Linked DNA regions of Homo sapiens: region 1 is linked to region 2. Evidence: chromatin contacts called from ENCODE Hi-C data. All regions are on one chromosome and are shown on one strand. The core of a region is the stretch at or near the end of the contact, and the rest is flanking DNA. Distances in the headings are between cores, read along the strand shown.

Region 1 (2,776 bases), core at 61-2,560, 520 kb after region 2:
GGCTGAGGCAGGAGAATCACTTGAATCTAAAAGGTGAAGGTTGCAGTGAGCCGAGATCGCGCCACTGCACTCCATCCTGGGTGACAGAGCGAGACTCCATCTCAAAAAAAAAAAAGTACATTATAAGTTTTTAACTGGAGTTGGTTGGGTACACCATGCTTTTTGATGAGATGGACTACCCCTTTGCCAGTCTTAATGGGTTTCTTTCATCAAGAGCTCAAACCTTTTACTTTTTTCTATAAAGGTTCAGCGAACTATTGCCAAACAGATTCAGATGGTCCGGCAAGTTGGTAAAGGCCGATATGGAGAAGTATGGATGGGCAAATGGCGTGGCGAAAAAGTGGCGGTGAAAGTATTCTTTACCACTGAAGAAGCCAGCTGGTTTCGAGAAACAGAAATCTACCAAACTGTGCTAATGCGCCATGAAAACATACTTGGTGGGTACACACTGATTCAGTCAATTTCATTTTTGACAAGGCTAGTGAGGTACAGGTGGAAGCCTCCATATGTGCTTTGAAAATGTGTGAGTTCAACTATATACATTTGGCTAAAGGAAACCTAGTAGAATACACGGTTTGAATAAAACATAGTCCGGAATGCCAACCAAGATCTTTCTTTACTAACCAGCTGAAGAAACAGCAGTGAGTTTCAAATGGAAAATAATACTAGTTTATTGGACTTACTCCCATAGTAATGAAAACCCAGTCTTTTATAGATAACTTAAGCAGTGATTTAGGGTAACATTAACATATGTGCCTTTTCCCTTTCATAAGCTCAACAGCCCAACATGCAGTTTCATTGTACGTTCTGTGTTTAATGTGTGTTTCCCCCCATCTCCACATTTACACAATAGCAAAGTAATTTAGGTGTGAGCTGGTCAGTCAGGTACATAAGCCGATCTGGCTATCCTGAGTTTTCTTTTCCCTTCACCTCTTGTTTTCCTCCCTTTAATTTGGAGAGCCCATAGCATGTTGCCAAGCAGGCAATTGTATTAGTTTCCTAGGGCTGCTGTATCAATTACCACAAACTGGGTGGCTTCAACCTCCAAAACGTATTCACTCAGTTTTCGAGGCTAGAAGTTTAAAACCAAGGTGTTGGCAGAGCTGTTGTGTCTCTGAATACTCTAGAGGAGGAGCCTTCCTTGCCTCCTCTGGCTACTGGTTGGTGGCCAGGAATTTTTGGTGTTCCTTGGCTTAGTATAGACAACACTCTAGTCTCCATTTCTGTCATCAGGTGGCCTTCTCCCTGGGTGCCTGGGTCCACATTTCCACCTTACAACATCACCAGCCATTGAATTCGGGCCCACGCTAATCCTGTATGAGTCATCTTAACTTGATTACATCTGCAAAGACCCTCTTTCCAAATAAGGTCACGTTTATAGATGACATGGATTTTAGACATGAATTTTGTCGGGGAGCACTGTTCAGCTCAGTACATAGCACTCACTGACCTTTTTCTGGAGGGAAGAGGGTAGGAGAGAAAGGAAAAGAGCAGGACTGTGGGCCTGGCAGTCAACGAGCCAGACTGAAAAGGCAGCTGTGATGAGTCACTGATGGGCAAATGGGAGTTGGCTTAATTAGGAGCTAACTCTTAGTTGAACATTCTTAATTTTATAAAAGTGTCCACTTTTTGCTTTGAAATTGAGAGCCTTTTCTACTAGAGAATCATGTAGGTTGATAATATTCTCCAGGTTATTTGTATAATATGTCATCTTTTTCTTTTCTTTCCTTTTCTTTTCTTTTTTTTTTTTTTGAGACGGAGTCTCATTCTGTCGCTCAGGCTGGAGTGCAGTGGCGCCATCTTGGCTCACTGCAACCTCTGCCGCCAGGTTCAAGTGATTCTCTTGCCTCAGCCTCCAGAGTAGCCGGGACCACAGGCACTTGCCACCATGCCCAACTAATTTTTGTATTTTTAGTAGAGACGGGGTTTCGCCCTGTTGGCCAGGCTGGTCTCGAGCTCCTGACCTCAAGTGATCCTCCTGCCTTGGCCTCCCAAAGTGATACAGGTGTGAGCCACCACACCCAGCATATATGATCTTTTTCTTAATCCTATTCACTTTCATGATTATTAAGATTATTATAAATTTATTGTAGAAGTACAGATATATGTGTAAATGTAGAAATATAATTTTTAGTAACACATTCACGACTTGGTGTCAGGCGAATTAAAGTTTCACTATCTGCACATGATACCTAAGTTTTTCTCAGTATCCAGAATGAGCATTACTTCTCCCTAGCCTATCTCTGATGATAACTAACCTTTTAAACTCATCAACTGGACAGGTTTCATAGCGGCAGACATTAAAGGTACAGGTTCCTGGACTCAGCTCTATTTGATTACTGATTACCATGAAAATGGATCTCTCTATGACTTCCTGAAATGTGCTACACTGGACACCAGAGCCCTGCTTAAATTGGCTTATTCAGCTGCCTGTGGTCTGTGCCACCTGCACACAGAAATTTATGGCACCCAAGGAAAGCCCGCAATTGCTCATCGAGACCTAAAGAGCAAAAACATCCTCATCAAGAAAAATGGGAGTTGCTGCATTGCTGACCTGGGCCTTGCTGTTAAATTCAACAGGTGAGTGGTTCTTTGCCCCACTGTTTTGAAATTATTTTAATTTCCAAAAGATATTTCCCTATTTGTATTCAAGATAATGGAATTCTAAAAATGTGCATATGCTTGTTTTTAGTTACATAAATGTATAGTTGGGGGGGATTTTGTTCTTTTTACAAAAATTGTGTCCTACTTCTCCTATACATAATTCTTGATATAT
Region 2 (2,762 bases), core at 157-2,656:
GGATTCTAATTCAGTTATTCCTGGTGTCCTTAAGAACCAGGATTCCCAGTGTGGAAGAAAAGAAATACAGGTGTAATCAAGAAGTCCTCCACTTAACGTAGTTACATCAGTATAAATTCCCAGTGTATTTTATCATATATGTAATTTACAGCTCCTCCATTGAAAAGACCTAGAAACAAAGATCAACCAAGAAGTGAAGAGGATTCCTAGCACCCCAAACTGGTAAGATGTCTTGTCATTCCAGATAACAAGGAAGTGTTCAAAGGCTACTAGGGTCACATCTAAAGGACCCAAGGATTAACCTGAAGGGCTCCAGCTGCCCAAAGAGGGGACAATTTGTATGTTACTACTGACAGTAACTGCAACGTATTGAAATCCATCTAGCACATTTAAATCCTTGGCATCGTGATGGTATATTTTTTTAACTCTTCATTTTGGGAGGATGACAGGGTAGCAATTCGTCATCTTGAAAACGGATAAATAAATGCAAAGAAACAAGCATTTACCCGCCTTTCCTCTGTGAACGGTTCCACTGGGTAACCAAATAGCAGATGAGGAGAAGAGTCTCTTTATAAAATCAACCCAGATGATAAATGAAAAATAAATTATATAATTAGTATATCACCATTTTCATCCCCCAGTGAATTAATGAATGTAAGCATTGGACATCGTCTCTCCTCAGATCTCAAAAAATAGAGACAACCAGACATTATGTGCCTCCTGACAAAACAGCACTCCACCACCTGGAGTCTCACCAAAAATCTTGAACCTGAGTCTGATCAAGCCTTTGGATCCAGCTGTCAATTTGCAGGAAATGCAGAAAACAGGGAGATGTGTTGAACTGCACCAGGAGAATGCAATCAGTGAAATCCAGACTAGAAATCTCTTCAGATTCTTCCAAGGATACATTGCAAGGAAAAGAAAGTGATGGAGAAAGAAACTACAAATTAAAGAGACTTAAAATATATTAACAAAATGAGCAAGTCTAATTTATAGCCTCTAGAGAGGCGAACTTGGGTGACAACAATTTTTTAAAAACTCGGGTAAGTAATTACTATGAAAGGCAGGAGAGTGGCTACTTTGGGAAGGAGGGAGTCGAGTGAAATCGGGAAGGAGCACGGGTAAGGTATTCTGGGGGAAAGTACTGTTTCTTGGCTTGGGTAGTGGTTACAAAGGTGTTCATTTGATAATAATTCACAAATCTTCACATTTGTGTGGCTTTCTGTGTATTGGCGATTGAATTCAAACTCAGAACTGCTAAGGCCAGCGCCCAAGGCAGCCGACCGCAGAGGCGGGTGGGCAGAGTGGATGAAAAGCAGGCGCTCGGGCCTCCAGGCCTGGCGGGGACAGGAATGTGTTCCGGGCCCCTTGCAGGAGACGCACTGCAGGGGGCGCTGCGGGCACACTGAGACCTCGGAGAGGATCACAGCTCCTGGACCTAGCCCGCGACGCGCCCAGAAGCCTCTATCGCATTCAACTCAGAGCACGACCGCTCGGGAGGAGCGGGCCCATCCAGCCCAGGGGAGGGACCAGGCCGACTTCCGCGCAATGAGCCCTAGGCGGCCGCGCAGCGGTGCAGTGGGCGCGGAGCTGGCAATCAGCGACGACCCGCGGCTGCGGCCCTGCGGGAGCTGCACCATGCGGTCCGGGGCGAGTCGGCTGACACGCGCGCTCACGGCGAGTGGAGCCGGGAATCCAGACCCCAGACGCACGGCCGAGGACCGGCAGAACCCGCTGGATTGGCAGCTCAGGAGCGGGAGGGCGGAGGCGGCGGGCGGGGCCGCTGGAGGCCTGCAATCCCAGCGCATCCCGGGGAAGACCGCCCGCCGGTGTCCGTGTGGCCCCGCGCTCCTGGGGTGGGGCCCGCCTCGTCACCCCGCCCCGTCTGTCTCCTGGTCTCGGCTCGCCGCCGCCTCCGATGAACCTTCTCGGCCTTCCGCCGAGCTCGCCTGAGCGCGCTCCTAACCTGGCTCTGGGCTCCGCCGCTGGTCGCACGGGGATTGTGTCGGCCTCGCCCCCTCCCGCTCCTCCCACACCCTCACCTTCCAGGCGGGGAGGAAGGGCTGCAGCCCCACGGCCGCCGGAACGCCCTCCCGACCCAGGGAGAATCAAGGCCAGGGCTCTCCACCGCCCCTTCCATATCCGGGTCCCCGAGGCGGGCTAGGGTCTGTGGTTTGGGGACAGAAGAGGTCGCGATTGGAGCTGGTGGGCTCCCCTAGGGGAGAGCAGGGAGTTGGAGACGCAGCTCGGCCGAGCTTTCCTTCGCCCACCCACTTTTCGGGTTGGAAGACTGAGGCAGCGGGCATGACTGGGGCCCCGCAGTGCCGGCGCCTCTGGAGGCAGAGAGAGCGCCTGGAAGGCGGCGCCGACGCCGCGGTGCGTCACTCGCCCACCTACTTACCAAAGCAGGTGACACTCGCAAACCCTGGCCCCGCGCCGCCCGCCCCAGGGTGCGGGGGAGAATAAAAAGGGCAGAAGACAGGAGTGGGGCCTAAGGGCGCGCGTGTCCCCCCGACCCCTAGCCTCCTCTCCAGGTGAGCGGCGCGCCCCACCCGGGCCTCCGAGGCCACCGCTGGGTAAAGGGAGCGAAGCCGAGGGGGGCGCCCGTGCTGGCTGGGGTCCGAGACCCGGTTTCCTCCGTGACCCAGCAAGTGTCGAGACGCGCCCAGGGACAGGAGCTGGACTTGGAGTCCACTAGGGGCAATCTCCCGCCCTTCCCGCTGCTCCGTGCCAGGCCCGAGCTTGTCTCGAGCCAGAAGGGC

Evidence for each region. Hi-C counts contacts between places; a loop is a spot of excess contacts on that map. Pooled maps may share reads with other maps.
Region 1: a map of vagina shows a loop between it and region 2 (6-fold over the local background). The contact joins two enhancer-like sites. A Hi-C loop is called at or near these places in 2 of 168 maps with a recorded cell type or tissue (IMR-90 and vagina) and 6 of 50 pooled maps.

Annotation. Positions count from the first base shown.
Region 1 is chr10:86,916,890-86,919,665 of GRCh38, forward strand. BMPR1A (bone morphogenetic protein receptor type 1A) reads left to right here. Exons shown (of 13, transcript NM_004329.3): 9 at 245-437; 10 at 2,283-2,580. Among named protein-coding and RNA genes, the nearest start is that of MMRN2, 39 kb to the right of the region's middle. Within about 2 kb of position 1,311, at least 2 of the 41 ENCODE cell types and tissues checked have a DNase peak (open chromatin) inside an H3K27ac peak, as active enhancers do.
Region 2 is chr10:86,398,590-86,401,351 of GRCh38, forward strand. No RefSeq gene overlaps it. Among named protein-coding and RNA genes, the nearest start is that of GRID1, 33 kb to the left of the region's middle. RefSeq lists enhancers at 1,185-2,178, 1,242-1,291, 1,283-1,577, 1,382-1,431, 2,179-2,762 and silencers at 1,582-1,811, 1,822-1,871, 2,562-2,611, 2,682-2,731. Within about 2 kb of position 1,407, at least 21 of the 41 ENCODE cell types and tissues checked have a DNase peak (open chromatin) inside an H3K27ac peak, as active enhancers do.